Regions from separate parts of the Homo sapiens genome. Here all the other regions are linked to region 1. A link is a contact called in ENCODE Hi-C or POLR2A ChIA-PET data. All regions are on one chromosome and are shown on one strand. Each heading gives the region's core, a stretch centred on a gene start or an enhancer-like site at or near the end of the contact. The rest is flanking DNA. Distances are from core to core; before and after follow the strand shown. Region 1 has its middle 23 kb from the start of BTG2. Region 2 has its middle 20 kb from the start of ATP2B4. Region 3 overlaps ATP2B4 (ATPase plasma membrane Ca2+ transporting 4).

The links. A loop is a pair of places that touch in the nucleus more often than their neighbours do. ChIA-PET counts read pairs that join two places held with the same protein, here RNA polymerase II (POLR2A). Pooled maps may share reads with other maps.
Region 2: a loop to region 1 is called in a map of CD4-positive, alpha-beta memory T cell, with 4 times the contacts of the local background. The contact joins two enhancer-like sites. A Hi-C loop is called at or near these places in 2 of 168 maps with a recorded cell type or tissue (CD4-positive, alpha-beta memory T cell and naive thymus-derived CD4-positive, alpha-beta T cell) and 8 of 50 pooled maps. POLR2A ChIA-PET finds 5 or more read pairs at or near these places in 5 of 52 experiments (CD4-positive, alpha-beta T cell, CD4-positive, alpha-beta memory T cell, WTC11 and 2 more).
Region 3: a map of CD4-positive, alpha-beta T cell shows a loop between it and region 1 (2.0-fold over the local background). The contact joins two enhancer-like sites. A Hi-C loop is called at or near these places in 1 of 168 maps with a recorded cell type or tissue (CD4-positive, alpha-beta T cell) and 6 of 50 pooled maps. POLR2A ChIA-PET finds 5 or more read pairs at or near these places in 7 of 52 experiments (CD4-positive, alpha-beta memory T cell, GM12878, T-cell and 4 more).

Annotation. Positions count from the first base shown.
Region 1 is chr1:203,326,189-203,330,116 of GRCh38, forward strand. No RefSeq gene overlaps it. Among named protein-coding and RNA genes, the nearest start is that of BTG2, 23 kb to the left of the region's middle. RefSeq lists enhancers at 1-39, 1,349-1,448, 1,649-1,838, 2,498-3,134. Within about 2 kb of position 1,788, at least 39 of the 41 ENCODE cell types and tissues checked have a DNase peak (open chromatin) inside an H3K27ac peak, as active enhancers do; they include CD4-positive, alpha-beta T cell, where a contact is called at or near this core.
Region 2 is chr1:203,605,436-203,609,170 of GRCh38, forward strand. No RefSeq gene overlaps it. Among named protein-coding and RNA genes, the nearest start is that of ATP2B4, 20 kb to the right of the region's middle. Within about 2 kb of position 1,941, at least 12 of the 41 ENCODE cell types and tissues checked have a DNase peak (open chromatin) inside an H3K27ac peak, as active enhancers do; they include CD4-positive, alpha-beta T cell, where a contact is called at or near this core.
Region 3 is chr1:203,672,972-203,676,950 of GRCh38, forward strand. The region is part of intron 1 of ATP2B4 (ATPase plasma membrane Ca2+ transporting 4); the gene reads left to right. Among named protein-coding and RNA genes, the nearest start is that of ATP2B4, 48 kb to the left of the region's middle. Within about 2 kb of position 1,345, at least 30 of the 41 ENCODE cell types and tissues checked have a DNase peak (open chromatin) inside an H3K27ac peak, as active enhancers do; they include CD4-positive, alpha-beta T cell, where a contact is called at or near this core.

The sequences.
Region 1 (3,928 bases), core at 538-3,037:
TGGGAGGATTTTCTTGGCTCCATTTTTTTTTTTTTGCATAGTGGTGAAATTCACCTATAAAATTCAGCATTTTATCTGTTTTCATTTTATATGGTGAAGCCACACGGGGAATCTCTTGGGAGTCTGGAGAAGTCTTGGGAGTCCTAAGGACCTTAACTGAAGTCCTGCTCTTGGGGGGCATGTGGTGTTTCAAAAGGCAACCATTCTAGCCTTTTCCTTTGGCAATATAGCAGGAAAGTCCCCGTCTTCTAGAGCAAAGTCAGATGGGTTTCCCAGGTGGAAACAGACTACCTAGGTACAGCTAGCTCTGTGACAACAGGCAAGTTACCTAACTTCTCACTGCCTGTTTTTTCATCCTTAAAATAAGATAAAAGTAGTTCCTAGTCGGTATTGTTGGGAGGATTGATTTTTGTGAGGTGCTCAGAAGGGTACCCAGCTCTTAGAAAGTACACAATAAATGTGATTAAATATTATTATGGCCATTACTAGAACAGGAGGCATTCATCTAGGTTACACAATGGAAACTGAGATAAACAGGACTGGGGAATTGAGTATGAGGCCAAAGGAAAATGTGTGAGGGGTAGAAAATGTGTGAGGGGTAGATCTGCCTCTGCCCTTTCTCCCTTGTGTAACTGAGCTATGGTTGGAAAAGTGAGACCCTATCGTCCAGACCCTTGCTTTGTGGCGGTTTGGGCATTATTGTTACATGGGGAGAAGGTGTGCGATTTACGTCTCCTGCTTCCCGGGGCCCTTTTCATTCTCTCATTAGCACCTCCGGGCCTGCAAGGTCAGCTGGTCCCTTTTGGGGCACACACTGCAATACAGCACTGTCTTCAGTTCATAGTCTGTTCTGCCTCAGAAGTTAGGTGGATGATTTTTGCACCTTCTCACGTTTGCAAGTCCCTCTTCCTCAATATGCTTGGTGGTGAGGGTAAGGGGACAACGGTGATGCCTTTCCACCCGGGACCGTTGCGGCCAAGGCGATCCCACACGGGCTGCCTGGAGTCAGACCTGTCCAGCAAGGAAGCTTCGGGGAGGAGGGAGACAGCGCCGGCTGGGCGTGCAAAGGCAGGCAGGTGACCCTCCCTCCGTCCCGGATATGGGCCCTCGGCCGCTCACCCCCCAGCCACCCACCCACGTCCCTCAATCCCCACGAGCAGCTGACTGGGACCTGAAAGTGCCACCAGACGCCCTCACAAGTCTGCTTTCTTTGCTGGGAAACAGCAGCCGCGCCGCAGCCTCCGCCCGCTCTGGGGAAGCCCCACCTTGGCAACAAGCCGCTGATTGGCTGGCTCGGGGGCGGCGCGGGCCAATCCAAGCCCGCCCTGACGCCGCGGCGTTTGGCCGAGAACTATTAAGAAAAAAAAAAAAAGAAAAAAAGAAAGGTGGGGCCGGGCGCTAGGTGGCTTCCCAACGGAGTTGCTCCCCCGGCGGCTGTGGAGAATGGGGCCTTTCAGAGAAGGGGGAGGCGGGGAAGGGGCGAGGCGGGGCGGCCGTTGGGCTTGGGCCTTTTCGCCACCTGCCGCCGGAGCTCAGGTCCCTAAAACCTCGAAGGCGTCCCCGCTTCTCAGGTCCTCCTCGCAGCTTGAGCGACTGCAGGGCCCCGCCCGGCGCTTCTTGAGCAACTGGAGGTTCGGGGGTGAACCTCTGGCCCTTTCCCGTCCTCCCTCCAGAGTCCCTCAGGCTTTGGGCATTGATTTCCCCAAGTTCGGGCTCAGGCCCTCTTCCTTTTCTTCTCGTGCCTCTGCGTGCTTGCGCCCTCCTATGGGCGCAGTTACTTGAGCTCTGTCTGCCATCGCCAATCCGCCATCCTCTAAAACCAGATTAACCACCCCCTCCATTGTACTGTGGCCACGGGCGCCAGCCTCAGCCTCTAAGACAGCATACAGTTCCCCAGCACGTACATTGTAAACGTCGTTTAATGTATCTCGAGTGACGTTGTTCCCCCGCCCCAGGACACAGAAGCACACACACACCCACAAACTCAAAGAATTCGGCACAGTAGCATTGAGATTTAGACTGAAGAGACAGGTGACCACGATTCGACTCTAGCCTCTGCCACTTTCTGGCTGTGTTACTTTGAGCAGTTACTTAACCTCTCTGAGCCTCAATTTTCTCCTATGAAAAATACTAATGATAATAATGGCACTATCTCCTCTCATTATTGTGACAAAATGCCTGGCACATAATTGCCTAATAAATGGTGATATTATTTTAGGTATTAATAACAAAGGAATGAGCATTTCTTTCTCACATTTTACCTCAGCTCACAATTCTTGGTTTAGGTGCTGGGGATAGCACTAGATCCTAAGGACATTTAAAGTCCTATGAGTAAAGTAATTTAAGACTCAGAATAAAACTTGGTATGGTTTCAAGGCCCTGGGATGGGTCCTGCGTTTGGCTCCTAGATTTTTACTAAGGGAGAATTATCTTGGCAAGACTAGATTTCTCTTTTCTTCAAGGTCTTTTCTTCACATTTCCACCTCTCAAAAATTTTTAGAACAGCAGCAAGCAAGGACTTACAACTCCCTTTTTAATAGGATTTAACTTTCTCCTTTTGTTAGGTAGAACATTCCATAAATGTTCTCTCCATATATGCACATTGACACTTAGATGGGCTTGTTTGTTTTCCCCAAATCCCTTTCCTGAAGTCTTTTCGTGTCACCTGGAGACTCACCCCTTCTGCATTCTCTTGCCTGCCCCAAACATACCACATGCTGATACATCATACATTATCTTCAGTGGACGTGGAGACTGGTTGTTCAGTGCTCACAGACCCCTGGCGGCTGTCCAGTCCTATCACCTGCTGGGCTTGGTTGATGTTTCACATTGTTAAGAACAAAAGCAGTGATGCGTCTGGGGCATTTCAGTGACGCCTGACGGCGAGGTCAGGGAAGAGGGTAAGGAACACACAAAGATGGGATACAGTTCAATGGGGAGCCAGTAAGACTGGGGTTCTGGGGTTCAGTCTTGAGTCTGTGCCTTTAGGGAGACAAGTCAATTAAACGTGCTAGGTCCCAGTTACCCTGTCTTGTAAAGTAGGCTGTATCATACCTGTATCCTTACCGCATAGATGTGTCAGGGAAAGAAATGTCATAGAAGTGAAAGCACTTTATATTTTCTGGGTTAAAAAAAAGGTGTGGCGCCGGGCACGGTGGCTCACGCCCGTAATCCCAGCACTTTGGGGGCCGAGGCGGGCAGATCACGAGGTCAGGAGATCGAGACCATCCTGGCTAACACGGTGAAACCCCGTTTCTACTAAAAATACAAAAAATTGGCTGGGCGTGGCAGCGTGCGCCTGTAGTCCCAGCTACTCGGGAGGCTGAGGCAGGAGAATGGCGTGAACCCAGGAGGCGGATCTTGCAGTCAGCCAAGATCGCGCCACTGCACTCCAGCCTGGGTGACAGAGCGAGACTCCAACTCAAAAAAAAAAAAAAAAAAAAAAAAAAAGGTGTGTGTGTGGTAGGGGTGGGTGTGTAATGGGCTATTAAATCCATTTCATGCCACTCTTTTTATTGGGCCCCAAAGAATATGATTCCACAAGTGTCATTAAAAACTTAGGAATGCAGCTCTGTGTTAACTCTTGGGGAGTATTAGCAGGAATCATATGATATGATCCCTACCTTTAAAGAATTTACAATCTAACCATGTTGCTCAGCTAACACATGAAACATTGATGTGTGGCCCTACTGTGGTTTATAACAATGGTTCCTCAACCTATCCAGTTCTGTCCTGCAATAAAAGGATCATCTGGTGATGTGACAGTGGAGCCGATCAGCGGATGTGCCTCACCCCAACCAGCACAAGTGCTGGCCCCTTACCTCTCCCTTTCTGTCCTTGGCAGTGTTACAAACCATCCTTGCTGCTGCCTTCAGTGTTCATGAGCCATGGCCTGATGCCTTGAGTCCTGGGCTTGGGATGATAGTGC
Region 2 (3,735 bases), core at 691-3,190, 280 kb after region 1:
ATCCCCACAGCTTCGGCATTGCTTCTCTCCCATTCCTTCCACCCACTGCTGTCATATTAATCTTCCCAAAATGCTGCTTTGGCCTCTCAGTTTCCTCTTGGACACCTTCAATGATGCTTTGTTGTCTAGAAGACAAAACAACATTTTGAAATCAAGCTGACCTGGTGCCAATCCTGGCCCTGCCACTGATGGGCAGGTTACTCCAACCTCTCTGAGCAACCAGTTTCTCAACTGCAAAATGAGGCCAATAGTACTGCTATCATGTTACTGTGATTAAACCTTAAGATACAGTTATATGCCACATAATGACATTTTGGTCACCAACACACTGCATATACGATTGTGGTCCCATAAAAACTATAATATCAGTCAGGAGTTCGAGACCAGCCTGGCCAACATGGCGAAACCCCATCTCTACTAAAAATACAAAAATTAGTTGGGCGTGGTGGCAGACACCTGTAATCCCAGCTACTCGGGAGGCTGAGGCAGGAGAATTTCTTCAACCTGGAAGGTGAAGGTTGCAATGAGCCTAGATCACGCCACTGCACTCCAGCCTGGGTGACAACAGTGAGACTTCATCTCAAAAAATAAATAAATAAATAAATAAATAAATAAATAAATTATAATACCATATTTTCATGGTACCTTGTCTATGTTTAGATATGTTTAGACACCAGTGTGTTATAATTGCCTATAGTACAATAACATGCTGTACAGGTTTATAGCCTAGGAGCAATAGGCTATACCATCCAGCTTAGGTGTGTAGTAGGCTACACCATCTAGGTTTGTGTGGGTATACCTATGATGTTTGCAAAACAATGAAATCACCTAACAATGCATTTCTCAGACTGTAGCTCTGTTTGTTAAGTGACTCAGGACTGTTTATGTAAGGCACGGTGCCTAGCTTGTAGAAATTACTCAGTATACGTTAGCTCTTTCCCTTTTCCTCTCCTCTTTTCTTTGGTATTACTTCCCTCCATGGTCTCCACAAGCAAGGGGCACGGTGTGAGCCTAATTGTACATCTACCCTGGGAATTCTGGAACCCTGATGCTGACAACCAATACATCACATTTACAAGGGCCAGGAGGGCACTGAGAAAAAGGTAAAGGCCTTTGGGATTGAGCATCAGGCTGCTGAAACATCAGGCTTGAGGCTTCAAGCAAAAAGGGAAGATGAAGGCTGCCCCCTGTACTGTGAGTGTGGCGAGGCCTGGGAAGGCAGAAAACACACCCTGAGATAAGAACACTGGTTCTTGATCTATAAGAAAGACATTGTGGGCCGGGCGCGGTGGCTCGTGCCTGTAATCCCAGCACTTTGGGAGGTCGAGGTGGGCGGATCACAAGGTCAGGAGATCAAGACCAGCCTGACCAATATGGAGAAACCCCGTCTCTACTAAAAATACAAAAATTAGCCTGGTGTGGTGGCATGTGCCTATAATCCCAGCTACTCGGGAGGCTGAGGCAGGAGAATCGCTTGAACCAGGGAGTCGGAGGTTGCAGTGAGCCGAGATCGCGCCACTGCACTCCAGCCTGGTGACAGAGTGAAACTCCATCTCAAAAAAAAGAAAGACCTTGTTAGATAACTTAGCTAGGCATGGTGCCAGGCACCTGTAATCCCAGCTACTCGGGAGGCTGAGGCAGGAGAATCATTTGAACCTGGGAGGTGAAGGTTGCAGTGAGCTGAGATCGCACCATTGCACTCCAGCCTGGGCAACAAGAGTGAAACTCCATCTCAAAAAAAAAACAAGAAAGACATTGTTAGATAGCATTGAGCATATCACTTAAATGGCCTTGGCTCACCCCCTGGGGAAATCATGTTCTTTCAAAGACACTATAAAACAAACAAACAAAAAAAGCAACAGTAGCTACAGAGTTCCTGCTCCAGCAACCAGGAGCCTTGAGGCAGCACAAGGACACCGGGGCGGGAGCGTGGCCCAAGAAGCAGAGACAGCAACAACAACAGGATGACTTCATTTACTGAGTTATCAAAAACCACAATGTCTGAAAACCACAATGTCTGCCAAGAAAGAGGATGAGTCACCAAGACCCACAGGAAAGAGGGGCTGGGGTGGGTTGGGGTGGGCAGCATGGCATGATGAGAAAAGCAAGTATTTTGACAGCACACAGATTCAAATCCTGACACATCTCTGAGGCCTTCAGCTCTCTGGGTCTCAGCTTCCTTTATCTTTAGTTTTTATTTATTTTTATTTCAAAAGAAATGAGATGGAGTCTTCTCTGTTGCCCAGGCGGGAGAGCAATGGTGCAATCTTGGCTCACTGCAACCTCTATCTCCTGGGTTCAATTGATTCTCCTGCCTCAGCCTCCCGATTAGCTGAGATTACAGGTGCATGCCAGCACACCGGCTAATTTTTGTATTTTCAGTAGAGATGGATTTTACCATTTCGGCCAGGCTAGTCTCGAACTCCTGACCTCAAGTGATCCACCCATCTGGGTCTCCCAAAGTGCTGAGATTACAGGTGTGAGACACCATGCCCAGCCCTCAGCTACCTTATCTTTAAAAATGGGAAAGAGCCAGGCACAGTGGCTCACATCTGTAATCCCAGCACTTTGGGAGGCCAAGGCAGGTGGATCACGTGAGGTCAGGAGTTCGAGACCAGCCTACGTGGTGAAACCCCATCTCTACTAAAACTACAAAAATTAGATGGGCGTGGTGTCATGTGTCTGTAGTCCCAGCTACTAGGGCAGCTGAGGCAGGAGAATCACTTGAACTTGGGAGGCAGAGGTTGCAGTGAGCCAAGATTGCCCCACTGCATTCCAGCCTGGGTGACAGAGGGAGACTCCATCTAAAAACAACAACAAAAAAAAAAACAGCAGGGGATGGGGGAGGTAGTAATAATAGTGCTTATTTCATGGGGTTGTTTTTTTTGTTTTGTTTTCTTTTGCTTTTTGAGACAGAGTCTCGCTCTGTCACCCAGGCTGGAGTGCAGAGGCACAATCTCGGCTCACTGCAAGCTCCACTTCCCGGGTTCACGCCATTCTCCTGCCTCAGCCTCCTGAGTAGCTGGGACTACAGGCGCCCGCCACCACGCCCAGCTAATTTTTTTGTATTTTTAGTAGAGACGGGGTTTCACTGTGTTAGCCAGGATGCTCTCAATCTCCTGACCTCGTGATCCATCCACCTCGGCCTCCCAAAGTGCTGGGATTACAGGCATGAGCCACCACGCCAGCCCAGGATTGTTTTAAGGATTTAGTGAGTCCTTTATCTGTATAAAGCACTTCAGCAACAAATGGTATTCACTATTTTGATATCCAAGTTCTTGATTTTCCCCAAAGTTGTTAAGAGTCACACTGTCATCTTCCACTGACCCCCAACAGAAACCCTTGGCTTCAATTTTGATATTCCTTGAGGGATGATTCCTCTAAAGCTCAGGCCTCCCTGCCTTGGTTCCAGCCGTTCCCTGGGAGGCCAGGCCTGCCTGGTCTAGATCCTGAAACCTTCAAGATCCACATCAACTCCTGATGGACTTTCTCTGACAATCCCAGTGTCCACTCATCTCACCACTCTGAACATACAGCATTTCTCTTCTGATCCACTCAACAACACATCACAGACCATTCTAGGACACTCCAGGCTAGAGTGCAATGGCGCGATCTCAGCTCACTGCAACCTCCACCTCCAGGGTTCAAGCGATTCTCCTGCCTCAGCCTCTCAAGTAGCATGCACCACCACACCCGGCTAATTTTGCATTTTTAGTAGGGACGGGGTTTCTCCAT
Region 3 (3,979 bases), core at 95-2,594, 350 kb after region 1:
GGGAAAGGGGGCTGCCCAGAGATAAATGGAAGCAGAGATCAGCAACCTGGAAGGACTAGCAGAGGGAGAGGGAAGAGTGAAGGAGACACATGGCAAGATCTTCCTGTGCCTTCCCATGTCAGCCTGGAGCTGAAGGGGTTCATGGGAATGCTTTGGAACCTCGCAACATTTTCAAAGTGTGGTCCCCAGACCAGATGCATCAGCTCACCCTGTTAAGGAACTTGTTAGGAGTGCACCTTCCCAGGCCCCACCTCCGTTCTTGTGCACCAGAAACTCAGGAGTTGGCAGGGAGGGGCCCAATAGGTTTGCCCCAGTTCTCCAGAGGATCCTAGTGCTCACTCTGGGTTTGAGAACCACAGCTCTAAAACATTACTCAAGTGCAAGGAAGCATGATCAGTTCGCTTTCCAAAGGCCTAGGCTGACTGAATGGATCCTGTCTGTGCAATATGTGAACAAGGAAGAATAAAACAGGCGCAGAGGGGTGGCAGGTTATTAGCGATCATTCCTGGCCACCTTTTTTAATAAGCACTGTCTTTTCAGCATGGAGCCCTCGCTGATTTGCCTGTGACTTCCAGGAAATAAGCCCAGAGAAGGCTGGAATAGGTAAAGCGGGGATGGGAGGTTCTCTGTACTCTGTACAGGTGAGACTGTCAGAGTGGAGAAAGGGAATGGGAGCAGCCAGGCCTGATGACCAGTATGGGACATGCTGACTAGTATCTGGGCCACACAGGAATGTTGTTTTAAGTCCTCTCCTGCTGAGCGTCTGGGGACAGAGCAGCTGCCCCTGGTGCTCCCTTTTGGTGGATGAGATGTGGCCTCCTCAGTCTGTGGCCAGGCAACTTCTTCCCCCTTGTCCTGAGGACTCCACCAGATCCTGAGGCCTGGGAACAACCAGGTCCCGACCCGGTAGCCCAGGGAGATGACCCCTCTCCATAAGCATGACATGATTCTGCTGAAATTCGTTTCTAAAAATAACCTAGGATCCGATCCAGCTGCTAAAAAGCCCCTTTGTTCCCTTGAAACCAAAATATGGAAAGCCACAGCAGCCCCAAGAAAGACAGTCTGTGTAGTCCAAGAGAGTGCATATACGAAATACTTGAATGCTGCTGCCGGAGGGCTGCGTCCTGTCTGTGGCCTAGAAGCTTCCTGCCGCAGCTCTGAGGAGTGAGTAGCAGTTATCGTTGCTAACCCTTATCCTGAGTGAACGGGGTCAGGAGAGGCTGCCAGTACCCCTTTTGTTAAACAGACCTTCCAGATGGCATTGTCACTTCCACCTGAAGGTGGCTCTTGTCCTCCTTAAACAACTGAAGGAAATGGTGAGCGCTGCTGTTTCATCCTCTACATTTTTTTGAGCTCTAGCTTGCTGTGAACACCCCTACCTCCACCCCATACATCCTCTGAGTCACTGGAGGACACAGAGGTGACCCAGGCCAGTGTGACTCACACAATTTGAAAGAGGTTGGCTTTCCCAAGGCTCTGGGCCTAAGGGACTGCCCTTTCTCATCTTGATAATTTTTTTTGAGATGGAGTTTTACTCTGTTACCCAGGCTGGAATGCAGTGGCACGATCTCAGCTCACTGCAACCTCTGCCTCCAAGGTTCAAGTGATTCTCCTGTCTCAGCCTTCTGTGCAGCTGGGATCACAGGCGTGCAACACCACACCTGGCTTTTTTTTTTTTTTTTTTTTTTTTTTTTTTTTTTTCTGAGATGGGGTCTCACTGTGTCTCCCAGGCTGGAGTGCAATGGCACAGTCTTGGCTCACTGCAACCTCCATCTCCCGGGTTCAAGCAACTCTTCTGCCTCAGCCTCCTGAGTAGCTGGGACTACAGGCACGTGCCACCACACCTGGCTAATTTTTTGTATTTTTAGTAGAGACGGGGTTTCACCATGTTAGCCAGGATGGAATTTTTATATTTTTAGTAGAGACGGGGTTTCGCCATGTTGGCCAGGCTGGTCTCAAACTCCTGACCTCAGGTGATCTGCCCACCTTGGCCTCCCAAAGTGCTGGGATTACAGGCATGAGCCACTGCGCCTGGCCTCATCTTAATAATACTGATGCCATTTCAAGATGGAGCCAGTGGCCAGGGGTCAGGGGGACAGCCGTGCCCTCCCAGGCACATTCCTGCTTCCTCCCACCACACTGTTTCCCTACCCATGCCCTGGAGCTTTCTGTCTTCATCTTGGTGGTTCTTAAAACCTGTGACATGGGTTGGATCTTAGCAGACCAGGTGATCAGGATCAGGCTGTCAACCTTGGGTCAATTCTTGGTATCGCTGTTTGGAGAAAGCTTTTGTCATCTATGGGTCCTACCTTCTCCCTGCCTTCTGAAGGCATCTGACCAGAACTGGTAAGTTTTGCCACCATTATCACTGCACAGCATATCCTAGACAACACAGCCACTCCAAGACTGAGAGGTATTTTATTTTTATTTTTTGGATCTCAGATCACCACAGATAATGTTCCAGTGAACATCCTTGCACATGCCCCCTCCAGGCCCTGGATGAGGATTTCTTTGGAAGATGTAGCCAGGACTAGATGACTGGGTCCACAGCATGCATAGATGTAGTTTGACCAAAAAGCACCAAGTGATTCTGGGGAGGAGGGATGAATTCTGGATTCCTGAGACCCAGGGGCTACGAGTGACACGTTTTCTCCGATTAGATGCTTTGACTCTAGTACTACCTTTTTTGGTGGAATTGAAGAAGGTGCTGTCAGAGTAGCAGACTTGGAGAGGGGGAAGTAAGTGAGGGAGGCCCGTGGATACCACCTCCTAACCAGGAAGTGGCGTTCTATCTTCAGAAAGAGAGAACTGAGCCTGCGAGTGACATCCTCTCAAGTCTGTTTTCTCAAAAACTAAAAGGATGTGGGCTTTCCTTGGGTCTCTGGGAAAGGGGGCTGTCCTGAGATGACTGGAAGCAGAGACTAGCAACCTGGAAGGACTATAGGGGGGAGAGGGAAGAGCAAAGGAGACATGAACCAGAACCCAGAACTTCAGGAAGGGAGTACCCCACCCCCAGGAGGCTAAGTTCTAGGGGCTAGCTGAAAATTAGCATCAGATTCCCTGACCAGGCCATGGTATACTATCCCATGGTGAGGCCAGAGGCCTGGCTTGGTGTGCCCGCCCTCACCTGGCTTCCTGGCTTGGGTGTGGCTGTCGGATGATGATGACAAGTGGTCCCACCCGCCACCTGAACTTTAGCCAACACCTGCTGCCTCTGACCTTGTTCCCATGCCTCCAAAGGGCCTCAGTAGGCTGAAGGAGGGCATGTGCTCTAGTCTGCTTCTGCAAACCAGTTGGCATTTAAGGAGCAATTAGGGCAGGGCAGACATGGGGAGGGGAGGAAGAACCCGGGATTGTGATGAGGATGGCTGCCAGACCTGAGGGATTGGAAGTGGCCAGGGTGAACTAGAATCTGGGTCATGGAAATAAGGAGCCTGTGATAAGGAGGCGGGCAGAACAGCCTCTGCCTGAGATTCACACCTCCGGAGAGAAGGGCTAGCCAGGGATGTTTTAGGCTAGGCAGCCTACCATGGTCAGGTTCTTGCCAGCTTTCTTGATAGGGCACTGTCCTTTGGAAGCGTAAGAGTGCCAGAGAGAAGGAGTAGAGCTTAAACCCCCCAAGGTGGTGCACAGGAAACAGCCCTGCTGGAAACAAGAGAGAGAATGCAGAGCAGGTTCTCCCTCTGTGCTTCTCCCAGATCACCAGGGGGAGCAAGGCCAAGAGCATGAGACGACTGAGTGGAGGAAGCCCTCATCCCCACCACTGGGCTCTCCAGGCAGGAATTGGATATGCTTGGACTCACAGCAATCTAGAGCCCAGTGCTTTCTGGCTTGGGGTGGGGGTGGGGTGAGGGGAGGGGAGGACAAGGGGGAAGGGAGGGTGTCTGCTCCCAAAAAGCTTTGAGTCTATCCCTATGCCTTCCCAGAAAGTTTACAAGAGGTAGATATTTCCCTGACCTATTTCAGTGCCTTTAGGAGT